2 separate regions of the Homo sapiens genome follow, and region 2 is linked to region 1. A link is a loop called in an ENCODE intact Hi-C map of the cell type or tissue named here. Cell type or tissue: OCI-LY7. All regions are shown on one strand. Each heading gives the region's core, and the rest is flanking DNA. Links, peaks and the distances in the headings are about the cores only. Region 1 overlaps PLD1 (phospholipase D1). Region 2 overlaps FNDC3B (fibronectin type III domain containing 3B).

Region 1 (8,340 bases), core at 114-8,113:
TCAGAAGTCCTGCGTTTGCATCCTAGCTTTGAAAGCTGTCTCCATCTCATACTAGGGTCCCCCTTTTCGCAGAGCTATTTTTAAGTGTTTTCCTGTGGCTTTTTCTTTCCCCTTTTATTTTAATTAATTAATTAATTTTTTTTGTTTACTTATTTTGAGACAGAGTGTCCCTCTGTCATCCAGGCTGGAGTGCAGTGGCATAGTCTCTGCTCACTGCAACCTCTGCCTCCTGGGTTCAAGCAATTGTCCTGCCTCAGCCTCCTGAATAGCTGGGATTACAGATGTGTGCCACCACGCCCGGCTAATTTTTGTATTTTTAGTAGAGACGGGGTTTCACCATGTCGGCCAGGCTGGTCTTGAACCCCTGACCTCAGGTGATCCGCCCCTCTCAGCCTCCCAAAGTGCTGGGATCACAGACGTGAGCCACTGCGCTGGGCTCTTTCCCTCTTTAAATCAGATGTTCTTTACTTTTACTTGTGCCATGGGGACCTCTTTGACATTCTAATTAAGCTAATGAACCACTCTACAGAATATTTATTCTGTAAAATTAAACACATAAAATTAAAATGCATAGGATTACAAAGGAAACCAATTATACTGACATAAAGTTATCAATATGCAAAGAAGTAAATATGTCATATTGTAATACATGTCCTTTATTAAAATGCATTACTTACCAGTATCTAGTGGCAGGTCTAATAACTACTGTAATTTTGAAATAGTGATGAGTGGAAATGATACTTTGAGATATTGCAATAACTAATGTGATATGAAAAATCCTTGATGTCTAAGAAAATATCTTTGACGTCAAAGAAAATATCTTTGATGACAAGTTACAGAAGGAAATGATAATTTTAGTTAGAAGTTAGTAAAAATAAAAATAAAATTTTTTATCAACAGCCTGAATTCTGTCTGACACCCTTAGCCTTGCCTTAAATTTCACTCTTTCTTCTCATGCTGTACATTTTCCAGGGACAAACTCTGTGTCCCACTGTCCCCCAGCTGCAGCTGCTCCTTCAGTGTCAGTGACTCCTAAATGTGCACCTCTGCTGTCTAGGCAAAGGACTGTAGCACCTGGCCTGCATCTCCTGGGGCCTGCTGGATATCCTCCCTGAACAGCTCAGAGGACCTCAAACCCAGCCTCCCTCAGTGAACTCCTTGGCTTGAGCATCTCCCCACCCTCCTCCCACCACCCTGCCCTTCCTCCTTGTCCCTAACTCTGTGAATGGCATTAGTAACCACCACGTGGCTCCAGCCCCGAGCTGGCTTGACAAGGGAGCCAGTGCGCATGCTGCTGCGGGGTTTACGGCACAAGCCTCCTTGATACAGTTTATGAAAGTATAAACTTGTATGTCTTACAGCACTGGCCTGTGCTTGCCTTTACCTGGAATGTCTAAATTCCTACTCACCCAAAAAGGCCTCATTCCTCCTACTTACCTTTTCAACATGCATATCTGGACACTTTCCGGTTTAGCATCCGTTGGTGATGCCTCTTTGCTCCATGATGTGACATAAGAGGACTCTGCCTTCCTCACAGCATTTTCTTCTGCTGGTCCCTCAGCCTTACTAAGGTCCCTGCAGGCAGTCCCTCCAATGTCCCCCACCCCGTTTACCCTTTGCCTTGGCAGACTGAGTGAGTGCCCTCTCCCTGGGGACCCTTTCCCTTCCATGTCACCTCCAGGTCTCAGTTCTGTGGCCACTTCTCTGGAAAGCCTTTATGAGGACTGTTCACAGTGCAGGCCTTATCCACTGTCTCCCCCGCCCTTGCATTTGACCAGGGCCTGGCAGGGTTTAAGTGGTACGCACTCAGGAAGAAAGAGTTTTTAAAGTACATGGCTAGGAGCACCGACCTGGGTTCTAATCCCAGCTCTGTCTCTAACTGTGTGATCTTGGCAGTGTACTTACTAGCCTTTGGACGCCTCAGTTTTATCATCTGTAAAACTGGTATAATAGCCGGGCGCGGTGGCTCACGCCTGTAATCCCAGCACTTTGGGAGGCCGAGGCGGGCGGATCATGAGGTCAGGAGATCGAGACCATCCTGGCTAACACGGTGAAACCCCGTCTCTACTAAAAGTACAAAAAATTAGCTGGGTGCGGTGGCGGGCGCCTGTAGTCCCAGCTACTCGGGAGGCTGAGGCAGAAGAATGGCGTGAACCCAGGAGGCGGAGGTTGCAGTGAGCCGAGACAGCGCCACTGCAGTCCCGCCTGGGTGACAGAGCGAGACTCCGTCTCAAACAAACAAACAAACAAACAAACTGGTATAATAATAGAGTGGTAATGTTTAAATGAGTTGGTACTTATAAAGCACTTTAGAACCAAGCTTGGCTCATCGGAAGAGCTTATATAATAGCTATCCTTATTCATTTTAGTTAGTTTGTTTGTTTTGTTTTGTTTTTTGAGACGGAGTCTCGCTCTGTTGCCCAGGCTGGAGTGCAATGGCACGAAGTCGGCTCACTGCAACCTCCGCCTCCCGGGTTCAAGCGATTCTCCTGCCTCAGCCTCCTGAGTAGCTGGGATTATAGGTGCACTACTCCACGCCCGGCTAATTTTTGTATTTTTAGTAGAGACGGGGTTTAGATGGGGTTTCACCATGTTGGTCAGGCTGATCTGGAGCTCCTGACTCGTGATCCACCCGCCTCGGCCTCCCAACGTGCTGGGCTTACAGGCATGAGCCACTGCACCTGGCCTCATTTTAGTTTTAGTAGTACAGCTTGGGCTCATTTAAAAGTCATATCCTGCTATACTCTTATTATTGCGGGGTTTTATTAAAGAATGTAGTGTAATTTGGTGCCCACCACTTAACTTTTCTTCATCTTCATTAAGGTTAATATCAGATATTCATTTTAGAAGAATTAATTTATATGTGGCAAAAGGAAATAAATTTTTGCTGAAAGATAAGAGAAATTCTGGGAATACAGACATACAGACTGATGGAGACACAGCCCCACCAGTAGTTTATCTAGCTGAGTTGGGGATTTATTCATATTTCTTCCATTTCAAAGATTGTGTTGGTCTCCCAGGAGTATTTTTTGAAGCTCTTTCTGCAGAGGAGAGATCAATATTATTTATCAGAGGATTTCCTTGGGCATGCAAATCATCATATATGTTTGCAAACCAGATCCATGTAAAATAGATGGTTTTGAATCTACTTTTTTTGCATGAGCATTTTTATATCCTCTAGAAATATATCACTATTGTGGGGAAAAATTTAATAATATTTAACGACATACTGAATGTGACATTAATGTGCTCGCATAGCTGCTCCTTCTCTGTTTTTCTTCCAACATCAAAGTAATAACATTTCCCCTGAGGTTTGTTCAGCTCATCCAGCTTTCGCTTGGTTTTGCCAGCAGGTGGGGTACTAGCTCCTTTTAAAGTCATCAGCCACAGGTCTTGAGGCTCGTTTTCTTTTTTCCCTGAGAAAAGAAATTATCTTGCCCCCTCATTCTATGGTGACCCCATGAGATCCTCTTGAGCCCTGACCTGGGAGTGGGTAGAGGGGTGGGCAAGGTGTGTATTAGATCTAAAATAGTCTCCAGGATTTTCATGGGTGAATTTGTTGAGCTAATGGCTTATATTTCACAGGTTTTGAGTAACTTGAATTTTACCAGTAATTCATGTAAATCAGTTTGGCAACAGGTGAATCAAGCTTTGCCTGCATATTTGGTCCAATCTTATGGTTTAGGAGAAACAATAATTAAAGTTCAAAAACCTTGGTTATTGTGTTGAAATAAGTCTCATTTAAACAAAATACAAATCATGGCAACAAGCCATTAGAATTAAAACTGTTCTTGGAGTTGAAAACTAGGGGAAAATAAGTATACTGTGAACACATTGTGTTAAAAAGCTGATGTTCTAACAATATGCTAGAACATTACTGACTCTGTTTTAAGATCTAACTGCTTTAAGGAATTGATTGACTACATTTTTCTAGAATGAAACATAAATTTCTTATTTTGAAATCTTAGTGAGTGGTATTAAGTTCCATTTTAAAAGGCAGCTTAAAGATCCATGTTAAAAGACGTGTCTTAGCTTATACATCCATTCTAAATGTAGGTGGTGAAACTGAATTATAAGAATGTTTTTAAGATTTATAGACACTAAGTCAGAATCAGAAGTTAGAAGGTTCTTTGACAAAATTTCCTATTGAACTTATGTTAATCGTTGGATTTGATGAGGTTTTTAAGCTTATTCAATGTTATCTGAAAATAGTAATACTATCTACATTTGATTCTCAGAAATGATAACTTCATATGTCCCTCTTATGCAATGTGAAATTACAGTGCTATCTGTTCCATAACTGCCACACAACTTGAACAATATAAAAGTCATTTCATGGCCCTAATGGAGGGCAGACTGTATCCCCTTGCTTAAAATTAATCATTCACTTTATTGCAGTGTCTGAGGGGAGAGAAGGGAGTGAGAGTTCTCTTTGTTTAAGTTTGTGTTATGGTTTTCTTGGGCAGCAAGTACAAAAGTGCAGCCTGAAGCTGTAGCTCATTCTGTATGTGGGTTTTATTTCTCACAGCAGTCCGGTGTCTCTTTAACATATGGGGAGTGGTTTCAAGTTCATTACTAAAGCTTATAGGCTAAAGTGCTTTGTGGGCTTGGCTATGACTTAAGTTGCCTTGAGGGAGTCAGCCAAAACTGGGCTTGGGAACAGGAAGGCTTTGCCCGTTTATTTGGATTCTCAGGGTAGTCGATTTTGCCACCTCTTGGCTATCAGCTGCCTTGGAGATTGGTTTCATAGTAAGGATTCTTTCTTTAAGGTGATATGGAGCAACTGCTTTCACAGGGGCACCAGGTTAGTAAATAACATTTTGCACTTTCTGCTGCGTGTGTCAGATTTTCTTTCTGAGCTCACGGTGTGATGATAGGACAGACTGGGTTGCTGCGTTCTTTTAGAAAATAATGTGAGTTCGTTTATCCTGCAGAGGTTTAGGGGGTTATGTTTCTCCTTATAATATATGCATTTTTTGACCATATTAAATACAACTGGAAGCCAAGTGGAAATGACATATTAGTATCTGTGTTGGATTTGCAGTCCAGAGGTCTTGTTAGTAAATATCAGCCCTGCCCCCGCCCCCTTTTTTTTTTTTTTTTTTTTTTTGAGATAGGGTTTTGCTCTGTCACCAAGGCTGGAGTGCAGTTGAATGATCATGGCTCACTGTAGTCTCAACCTCTTGGGCTCAAGCGATCCTCCCACCTCAACCTCCTGAATAGCTGGGATTACAGGTGCATGCCACCGCACCCAGCTAATTTTTTTTTTTATACTTTTTTATAGAGACCAGGTTTTGCCATGTTGCCCAGGCTGGTCTCCAACCCCAGGGCTCAAGCGATTTGCCTGCCTTGTCCTCCCAAAGTGCTGGGATTACAGGCGTGAGCCACCTTGCCTAGCCTAGTTCCTTTCTTATAATTGCTTTCTTTGTGTCGTCGCACTAGACCTTCTAGGTATAAATATGATTTTATACACAGTTGATTTTATTTTTTGAAACGTTAAGTAGTGGAGTGTTGGGCCCCAGTTGGGGTTGTCCTCCCTCACCCCACTGGTGCGTGCTTGTCTGATGCACGGTTTTTCTTCAGGCCTACTCCTTGGAGTTTCAGTGAACCAGAATATCATTTTAATTTTTCTCTTTGAAAAGTCTGGCACTTTTCTGGAATGCCTCAAAATACTGGCATAAGAATTGATTCAGGCAGAATGTACAGGTGGATTAAGCCCAATTGAATTTTGTCTTCAGTTTTGCTGTTTTTATTCTCAAGTGATTCTTCAGAATACGAGATTACCCGAGGATTAAAGAACAGCTGTAAAAATGGAGTGTGACTTGTAAAACATAAAAGTATAGTTAATAGTAATTAAGAAATTAAGTCAATATAATTAAGCACAGAGAAAGACATTGTCTTCCTTAATCTCGTTAATTTAAAGATCTAAAGAGCAATTCTGCCTTTATTAATTTGCCACCAAAGCAATCTGGCATGAAATTGTTCTATAGGAGTAGTTCAATTTGGTGTTTTAAAGTTTGCAACACTTTATGAAATATAGTTTCTCTTGCTTTCATGTTACTTTAAGGATGCTTTAGTTCAGGGTAATGTACTAGTGTTTTAAATATGCTAATATGCTTCTGTTATTGCCATTTTATTCTCCTTTTTTCCCCACTGCGAAATACAGTGTATTAGAAAGGGTCTGTTCTTTCATGTTCTTCTCTGCTTAAAAAAAATTGAGGGGGAAGGGAGACAGAAATAGGTACTTAAAAAAGATCTCTGAGGTGATATGCTAAACTTTAAGGATCCCTTTCCCCATCAGTGCTAAGTTGAAGTTACAATGTTATGGCTGCATGCCATTTCGGGATTACAAAGTGGACTGTATTTTATACCCCCTAAGGCACAATTGTACAGCTGTGTTATTGCCCCTGCCTCTGTAGATATTTTCTTTAACAGTAAGTTTATTACATCATTTTAGCTTTCCCAAAAGTGCAAAGATTGCTATGACTTTGCTATGTTTTATATACATGCCATATATATGCTATTACTACGCATATATGCTATTGTGCAATTATTAATTATTAAATGATATTAAATTTTAAGGAACGACTTGTCCACCTGATTGTAGCTGCCTGATGATTTTAGAGAGAAATATTAAGACATTTTAGTCGTTGATTACTTGTTTGTGCTTGATGGGTACAGATAAAGGTCTTTAAAAGCTTACATGAAACTCATTTGTATCTTGTGGATCTCAGTTTCTGTGTTCCCAAGTGCTTCATAGCTTTTCATCTAGAGATGGTAACAAAGCAAAGACCACAGATTCGAAACAAAAATAATGTGGCAAAGGATTAGATAAGAGGGAAACTCCCTAAAAACCAGATTTTAGGGTTTTCCCAGAGAATATACACGTTAAAATGTTTCCTCCAAACGTGGGAGAAAAAAAAGGACTGTACAGTAGAGAGTTCAAAATCTGTAAATTTGGGGTAAAGTGTCTAAGCAAACCTTAGATTATTCCTGATTCTAGGTTTGGAACACACATTGCATTCTTGCTCTCATTCTGCTGGACTGGCTTAATTTTGTTATATCTGGGTCTTTTGGCTAATAAGAGATGAGCATTTGTCTCATAACATACCATCTAATTTTAAGTTGAGTTTTGTGCTAATTAATTTTTATCCAACATGCTTTCTTGTTGATAGTCAAAGTGACTTAGATGTCTCACACATCTCAGATGGTTTATGGACCTCGCTGTGACCCAGAAGGGCGTGATGCCAATTTTCTTATAAAATGAATCTGAGTTTCAAAGCTGGAGAGAAATTCTTAGGCAAACTTTTTTAACTTGAATTGGCTACGCCCCAAACGTTGAGGAAGTTGCATGGCAGTAGAAGATCAGGACTCTGAGGAAAGAATTGAAGAACTAGGAGTAGTAGTGGTATTAGAGATGAATTTTCTGACCGTCGAACCTTGGTAGATTTTCACCTGATGGACCAGTTCCGTTCTTCACAGCCCAGATCACTCCTTGTTCCTGTGTGATCACACATAGTCTTGATCTTTGCAGCGTACGGTTTGGGAGGTGCAGGCTTTTCATCTGCAGTTTATAGCCTTGTCAGCTTCATGTATTGACTAAAATGAACTGTGCCACATCTGCCTTTTCCATGCCTAACCTCCTGGTTCTTGCCCCCCTCAAGAACCAGGTGCTTGTGTGCACATAGGTCTTATGGTTACGTACCAGAAAATGTGGGAGATTGTGATGCCATCCACCCTGGAAATTCACTATTTTAGTAATGTCAGTAAATACTTAACTTCCCAGAGGGATTGCAAAAGTTGAGGATAGAGTATACTCCTGGAGCTGATCTGACCACAGAGCTCCCCAGTTGCCTGTTTCATTCTGAAGAACCCAATTTAAGTTTGACCCAGCATTTCTGGGGTAGTAGTACTACCCCAGTTAGTAGTAATAGTCATAGCAGAAGTGGTAGAATAGTGGTAATAATAATAATAATAATAATAATAATGAACACATAAAAGTCATTTCCTAAGTGCAGTCACTGTTCTAAGCCCCAGCCCCCCTCTCTTTTTTTTTGAGGCAGAGTCTCACTCTGTTGCCCAGGCTGGAGTGCAGTGGCACGATCACTGCTCACTGCAACCTCAAACTCTTGGTCTTAAGTCAGCCTCCCACCTTGGCTTCCCAAAATGCTGGGATTACAGGCATGAGCCATGTAAACAAAATGCTGGGATTATAGGCATGAGCCTTGTAAACATGCCCGGCCTGTTCTAAGCCTTTTCCTTAATCCTCACAACAACCTTAAGTTGTTGATTTTCTTTATTATCTCCATTTTACAGTTGAGGAAACTATTCAAGAAAGTT
Region 2 (8,340 bases), core at 331-8,330, 570 kb before region 1:
ATATATGACTGTCCTTGTCAAAATGAGAGAAAAAAGACGGCGGGGAGGGGGGAAACAAAAAACCACCTCTCAACATAACATGCAAAGATGCTGGGGAGTTGGGGAAGCTCTCTGAAATGGACCTCAGAAGGTGACTACAGCGATATATATGGTTAATTTCTAATACAACAGGAATAAACCCAAGCTGAAGATAGTTTCTTTATAGGATAAATCAGTGAAAGGGCTGAGAAAAGTACAGCTCACACCAGCCCAGTTGCACATTTATCTTTGTTGTGGCAGATAGTAACTGAAAAGTTGATGAGAGAATGGGGTAGACACAACAGTGTGCTCATCACTATCCATCTTCTTTTCGCTTACATGATTATAAGTTCAGGTACATAGGCGTTAATGTTCAGACTTTTTTGTTTTCACTTAAGTATCATTGTTGTGTCTGAAATTCTTTTCTATTGGAGAATTAGGAGAAATCCAGTTTTGGGCACTCTGCCTAAGGAATAGCCCTTCTTTTATTCCTTTACTTTCTTAATAAACTTGCTTTCACTTAAAACAAAAAGTCACTGCAAGTTGGGCTGTCTTATTTTTTTAAAAAATCATCAATTAATTAATTCTATTTATTTGCATGGAGCCCATCTACACAAACCACTGGCACTTTGGACGGGGCATTTAGCTGGCTTTACCCACACGCTTCTGCCCTTTTATGCTTCATCAATCTCTGAGCCCACCCAAAAGCCTCACAGTTACTGGGACTCCCACTGCTCATTATTCATCTCCCCCTAAATCCACATCATTTGGCAATTTCAAAGAAAAAAAGGACAACAACCTTTATGGATATAACATAGACATATATATTCTCAATTTTTGATAGCTCAACTTGACAACTCCAAATGGAGCAATAGAAGGAGAGAGTCCTGTAGTTTTCACGTGAAACAAAACAAAAACAAGCTGGTGTCCCTGGCCACTACCCTTCTCTAGTTGTAAAAACTGACCTAAGATGTTGCTGGTTCATTTAGACAAGACAGTATAAAACTTTTATTAGAACTATTATCTAATCCTAATTTCCCTGAACTGATAAAGTCAATAGAATAGGAAATTTTCCAAAAACTGTCGAAAATATCTACAGGGTGATATCCTTATTAACCTTGAGTGCTGTCTTCATAGAATGATATGAGGACAAAAGAAACAGAAAACTTCTAATGCTGGGTCTATATGAAATCACAACAATATCAACTCAGAATTAAGATTTACAGACACTGCATTAATGGTTGTCAAGGTTGCATCAAGACTGTCAAAAATTTCAGGAGGCTAGAGACAGAAGTGCTAGCACTTTGGGTTCTGATTATGCATTCTGATTCTGGTTATGGTGTATGGGCTTATACTCACCCCTCCATCATTCAGAGCCCTCACCCGGAAGCGATACACGGTTCCAGGAAGCAGGTTGCCGACGGTGCACTCCAGCTCTGGGCCATGGTACACTTCCGAGGCTACGTCTTCGGGCTCCGTCATCTCCACGCTGTACTCTGAGACCTCACAGCCACTTTCCGATGCAGGAACATCTGGGAATGAAGAATTTTTTTCATCTTAGAACACTTTGTGCTTCCAGTTGACCAAAGTGCACCAGATTTCACACAAGTTGAGCAAAATATCACATAGGTGGCCGGCCTCAGTATCTCCCTTACAAAAGAATCCATGCCCACCAAAAAAGAGATATAAAAATAAAAGTTTCTGAATGATGTTATCCATACTCTCCAAAGCGGGTCCACTGAAGTTTATTTAATTACATTGATAAAATAATCCCAAAATTATAGGAACATTAGATATATTTCTTCATATTCTAATGCTAGGTAAATGGAAGAAAAAGAGGGAAGAAAAATCTCTTTAATTGGAAACCAAAGGTCATGCTAAATCAAAATACAGGACCCCAAATTGGCACAATTTATTATACTTTAGACATAAGTGGTAGGAAAAAATAGTCTGCTAGAGAGTTCTGTACATTTGTACTTGTAATTATACATGTTGTAAACTGCTGGACACAACAGGAAACGCTAATACAGCTTAAATCAATGCTGTAAAAACATCAGGACCCACACAGGACAATGCAGCAGAGGTGGTTGCAAACAAAGACGAGAAAGAATTCCATGTGATCTTATAAACCATTCTTTGGTTTAAATTCTAAATGGAGCACAAAATTTTTTTCCCATGAATAAAGTTGAAAACTTTCTGAAAAAGACTGGCTGTTCTTGAAATACTCCCTAGAAATGTGTCCCCTGAAGTGCGGGGGATAAACCATGTGTGTGGCACCATCAGGAAGAGGAAGGTGAGGGACAGTGTTGCGGGTGTGGATGGGGGGAATGACACACATAAAAAACCTGGGTCAACATACTTCAAGAAGAATATGGACATCCTCAACAGACAAAAACGTATATGGTCTTTAGAAGAAAGCTTTGAAACTTAACTACAAAGCATAAGTCTTCATCTCCAATTGTCCAAATTGTCAATGTCAATGTGAAGGTTAGTTCACTCACCCCACTCTAAGTGGACTTCTTTGTGCTTTGGTCTACCCAAAACCCTCGGTGGTCGACATTGACCTGGTGCAATGCTTAGTGTGCGAACAGGGAGACTTTCAGAACACTGCAGGAGAAACACCAGAGAGAACCATCTCTTAGTTACTGTGAATTTATCAGACCTCTACATATCAGGCAAATTCCACCCCATAACTGCAAATGTTACCGAAAAGGGGTTACACACTAAATGTGTGCACATTATGGTATGCTTTTAATGTAATTAAGATCTTCATATAAATTTATGTGTGTGTGTTTTAAGGGTGGCTATAGACTTCATATGGCACTGGGAAAAACAAGAATGATTATTTTTGAAGTTAGATTAGCAGACATGAGTACTGTATATCCTAAGCACACAATTCTTTTCCTTCAAATCAAAATTAGAAAGACCCTTCATGAGGACAGAAGAGAACACAAAACGACAGCTGGATGAAATTTTAAAATGGTACCATAAATGGCCAACCACTCACATACAGAGCAGAAAAGCAAATAAACTCAATATTAATCAATTGATTCTGACATCAACCAGCAGGTACTGTTAATGCTAAAATAAGCAGTCCTTTATTTTGCAGGATCTGGTTGCGTAAGGCTAGTGGTATGGAAGCTGACCTACTTCCTGAGACGGGAGAAAATCAGGTAGAGCTATACAGCTCAGCCACATTCAGTTTTCTTCCTGAGAAGTGGCACAGAGGAAATGAACTCTATGCATTTGAGCAGTTCAGCCTCAGTGCCACCTTGTGTAGTGCCTCACACATAGGAAGGACCACTGATAATCTCAGCTTTGATTTGGATTTACTCCACCTGGGAGGCATTCCAGACAGCTTCGGCACTGTATAAAGATGGTCCAGCTGGACCTTCTCCTCACAGGCAGTGTCTACATGGGCAGTCTAGATGCCCTAGTACCATCCTTGGGGGCAAAAGAAAGTAAACACAAAAACTGATGTTGCAAGTGGGTTGACTAGAAAAGTTAGGCCTTCAAATGGCAGGTATTCTCTTGAAAAGTCAACCCAGCACAGGGCTGTAAGCCACCATCTCTCCTTCTCTTTCATTTTAAATGTTTAGTGGTTTCAAATCATAATGTTAAATATCTCTACAGTGAAAGTATCTTTTGGCATCTCGTTTCTCATTCACTTTTCTGAGTGTAAGTTAAAACCATTTAGATAACAATTATTTCTAGAGTACTCCATGTATATTTATTAGGTTGTTTTGCGCCTATGAGAGTACTATGTGGTTGAAACTAAGGCTCCTGACATGTTAACAGGTTAGTCTAAAGTCATATAAATAGTAGAAACAAAAGAATGGATGCTGCCTACAGATGTGTACGTTGGGTACCACACAACTTCAGGAGGTGCCACTCAGCTCAGTCATCATGGATTTATATTGTTTTTGCAACAACTTTCCAGCAGATGGCAGTAAAGTACCTTGAGGAAGGTATGTCTCAAATTCTTAAAATTGATAGATGTGGTAACAGCAGTGCTGTGCAGGTCTTATCTTTTTACTCTAAAATCTATAGTTTTTTAATCATTGCAATAACCGAGGTCTCCTTTATTTAGTCAATGCAAATTCCAGACAATTTTCAACTGTCACAGGTGATTATGTCAAAGCCTTCTGAGAAATGAGTGAGTGACAAATGTACCCGAAAATACCACAATTCAGTAGGGAATCATTTAGGCCTATCTTATACCTCTAAACAGCAATTCAGAAAGCTCTATTTTTCATTTCCTGACATGATACTATTAGGTTGCATTACCAAGATACATTGTTTAAACTGCAATTTGCTTCTGATGTTATAGACAGTTTGTCCGAATTTGATCAATGAGGTTTACTTTCATATGGAAACAAAACCAACCTGGCTGTGTCCGCCGGTACTGATGCAGCATGCTCGGAGTTTGTACAAAGTGCCTGGTTTCAAGTGGGTGAAGGTGTATTCGGTAGCCGACCCACTGTAGGCCACTTCCCACTGATTCGCTGTAAAACAAGACTTATGCATGACTTTATGCCTCTTGTAAAAATGTAGCATATCAGCCATTGCTGACAAGAAAAAGCTCTATGTTTTCATGAAAACCAACATCTTCTTTTTCTTTTTAAATAGCCAGAAAGCTCTTCCTTTTTCTTTTACAAAGTTAAATACCAAAATAACATTGAGTCATTTTTAATACTTAGTGTTGCTGGCTAGACTACCTATTATCACCACAATTACATTTGCTATGAGGTTTGGATGTGGGAAACCATAATGAAACGTGCCGCTGGCATGGAGGGAGTGGTAGGAGACACAGAACAGGGGTGGGCAAGCTATCAAATGCTCCTGGTGTGAGGAGGCCTCAGGGGCAGCCAGGCACGGGGCTACTTCTTGGCCACGAGGCTTCTGGCAAGTCTGGGGTGGTACGCAAGAATTTCTCCCTGTTCTTATCTGCCTAGAGGTCAAAGGAAGTGAAATCCTCTTTTAAAAACTGGGTCTTTTGACTGCCTTCATGGAGCTCCACTTAAAAGACAAAAATTACAGGCGGTGGCTCACGCCTGTAATCCCAGCACTTTAGGAGGCCGAGGTGGGTGGATCACCTGAGGTCAGGAGTTTGAGACCAGTCTGGCCAACCTGGCGAAACCTTGTCTCTACTAAAAATACAAAAATTAGCTGGGCATGGTGGTGGGCACCTGTAATCACAGCTACTTGGGAGGCTGAGGCAAGAGAATCACTTGAACCCAGGAGGCAGAGGTTGCAGTGAGCCGAGATTGCGCCGTTGCACACCAGCCTGGGCGACAGAGTGAAACTCTCTCAAAAAAAAAAAAAAAAAAAGACAAAAATGCCTACGGGGGTGACAAATTAAAGACCAAATGTGGCATGACCCAAGTGATCTGACCGCTTTGTGGAACTGAAGAGAGAAACGGTCACCAGGAGTCTGGGTGCCCCCCAAGGCTGATGCCGTCAGAAGCAAGGGCACCCAGGGCTGCCTCAGCCGCCTGCCTGACTCACAATTCCAGGCCACTGGGAGGCTCTTCACTCCTCTGTTTTATTCCCACTCACGCTGTGTTTCCAGTTGACCACTTTACAAAAGCCTTTTACTACATGAAGTTGTTTTAGGGGAAATGCTTTTTCTATTCCCTGGTATTTTAACTAGAGTAACTTCCACAAATTCCCCCAGCGGCTTATTAGTTTAGATTCACAACAGAGTCGCATGCACTAAGGCCATATGAAGAAAGGCAATAGCAAAGGCAATTATCCTGATATTACAGGTCAAAAAAACCTGTACTGAAAAGGTGACTGGGAGCAAGGATTACTGAAAAGATTCAATCACTCACTCAGCCATGCAGTCACAAAGTTGTTAACTGGAAGTCCAGAAGGGCCCCTACTTTTGATTTGTCATCAGTAGCTAAAGGGAGCCATGAGAATTCAAAACATACTTAAATATTCACAACGAGCCACTGGCATATACATGACTTCTAACCTAGTTGGGTTTTTCTAATGAAGAAAAGCTAAACCAGGTTTTTTGTTTGTTTGTTTGTTTTTTGTTTTTTCTTCCGAGACAGAGTCTTACTCTGTCGCCCAGGCTTAAGTGCAGTGGTGCGATCTCGGCTCACTGCGACCTCCGACTCCTGGGTTCCAACGACTCTCCTGCCTCTGCCTCTCAAGTAGCTGGAATTACAGGCACATGCCACCACACCCAGCTAATTTTTGTATTTTTTCTAGCAGAGACGGGTTTCACCATGTTGGCCAGGCTGGTCTCGAACTCCTGACCTCGTGATCCACCCATCTCGCCTCCTAAAGTGCTGGGATTACAGGTGTGAGCCACCATGCCCAGCAGTTCTAAACCAGGTTTTTAACCACAAAATATGATTTTATGTTTAGAACAGCTGTGCTCATCTCAAAAGAATTCTCATGTTTTCAGCTTAAAATAGGAACCAACAGACTTAAAAAAATTCCAGGTGGTTCTCATGGTACAGAATAAAAAGCCAGCCACACATCAGCACTGCTTGCTTGTAAAAGTTTTATCAATGCTCTCTGTTTTTGGCATTAGCATGTGCCATTTAAAAAAAAATTTAATGGTGGGCCGGGCGCGGTGGCTCACACCTGTAATCCCAGCACTTTGGAAGACCGAGGTGGGTGGATCACGAGGTCAGGAGATCGAGACTATCCTGGGTAAAACGGTGAAACCCCGTCTCTACTAAAAATTCAAAAAAAATTAGCCGGCCTAGTGGTGGGCGTCTGTAGTCCCAGCTACTCCGGAGGCTGAGGCGGGAGAATGGCATGAACCCAGGAGGCGGAGCTTGCAGTGAGCCGAGATCACGCCACTGCACTCTGTCGCCTGGGCGACAGAGCGAGACTCCGTCTCAAAAAACAAAACAAAACAAAACAAAACAAAACCTTAATAGTTAGAGAGATTATTACAGTGGTGAGATGATATGTCATTTAAAAAGTTTTGAAGACTATACTTTTCTCTATTAAAGTCTAATGAATTTTATTAGAAAGAAAACCTTAGAATTTTTAAAAAGGCACTAAGGAATTTTATTTCTAACATTTGTCCCATGTTAATCCACCCAGTATGAATAGTAACAAAAACCTGAAGCAAAATGACAATGAAGTTGGAAAGACATTTTCTAAACTTGTTATAAAAGTGTGATTCTTGTCACTAGCCCACAATACTATATACTGTTTAATCATGCATGGGAATTTGTAGATTACTGAACCTACCCCTTTTCACTATCTCCACCTTCCCCTTCCTGCCTCTGATACTCTCTTTGCTTATAAGAATTTTTTTTTTTTTTTTTTTTTGAGACAGAGTCTCACTCTGTCACCAGGCTGGAGTGCAGTGGTGCAATCTCAGCTCACTGCAACCTCCGCCTGCTGGGTTCAAGCAATTCTTCTGCCTCAGCCTCCCAAGTAGCTGGGACTACAGGTGCCTGCCACCACACCCAGCTAATTTTTGTATTTTTAGTAGAGACGGGGTTTCACCATGTTGGCCAGGATGGTCTTGATCTCTTGACCACCCACCTCAGCCTCCCAAAGTGCTGGGATTACAGCGTGAGCCACCACTCTCGGCTGCTTATAAGAATTTCCAGAAAACATATGGCAAGTTAGGAGATGAAAATACCAAATTTATCTGATTAATTAGGAACCCTAGTTCATAAAAAGACATGGAAGCTGAGTGTGGTGATTCATGTCTATAGTCCCAGCACTTTGGGAGGCCAAGGTGGAGGGTTGCTTGAGGCCAGGAGTTTGAGACCAGCCTAGATAACATAGTGAGACCCCATCACTATGAAAAATGTATTCTTCCTCATCTTCTGTGGCAGAAGAGTCACTTAAGCCCAGGAGTTTGAGACTGCAATGGGCCATGTTTGTGCCACTGCCCTCCAGCCTGTGTGACAGAGATCGTATCTCAAAAAACAAAACAAAAACAAACCAAACCAAAGAAACAAAAACAAAAGATAAACAAAACAAAACACCAATGAAAAAGATACAGAAAAATTGTTAAATAACACAAATGTAAGTTTCAAGTAGACTCTGATCTCTGGTGCTGTGTTTGAAATAGAAAAACTGCCAATATGTGACTAAAGTTTGTTTATTGTAATAATAATTCTATCTTTAGAATTAATGATTACTCACTATTACTATAAAGACATTTACTATATTAGAAAACAGAGCTTGCTATTGGATTTGAATAAAACAATTGCCAAAAACTTCACCTTCAGAATTTCCATCAGTAATCTCTAGCAAGTACTTGAGGATTTCTGAACCACCATTGTCCTTAGGGGGATCTGGAAAATAACCAAATGTCTTATTAGCAATAAA

The links. A loop is a pair of places that touch in the nucleus more often than their neighbours do. Peaks named below come from ENCODE experiments on the same cell type or tissue, not always from the same donor. Only the 100,000 strongest peaks of a DNase experiment are listed, where the experiment ranks them.
Region 2: it touches region 1 in a loop (2.5-fold over the local background); 10 of 110 quality-filtered maps call a loop at or near these places.

What each region holds. Positions count from the first base shown.
Region 1 is chr3:171,767,659-171,775,998 of GRCh38, reverse strand. All of the region lies in intron 1 of PLD1 (phospholipase D1), which reads left to right. Among named protein-coding and RNA genes, the nearest start is that of PLD1, 39 kb to the left of the region's middle. In OCI-LY7, for the core only: CTCF peaks have their summits at 3,150 and 3,349 (motif pointing right); a DNase peak (open chromatin) is centred at 3,338.
Region 2 is chr3:172,337,296-172,345,635 of GRCh38, reverse strand. It overlaps FNDC3B (fibronectin type III domain containing 3B), which reads right to left. Exons shown (of 26, transcript NM_022763.4): 16 at 8,235-8,306; 17 at 4,405-4,523; 18 at 2,520-2,625; 19 at 1,378-1,550. Among named protein-coding and RNA genes, the nearest start is that of GHSR, 110 kb to the left of the region's middle. In OCI-LY7, for the core only: a CTCF peak has its summit at 3,964 (motif pointing right); a DNase peak (open chromatin) is centred at 3,965.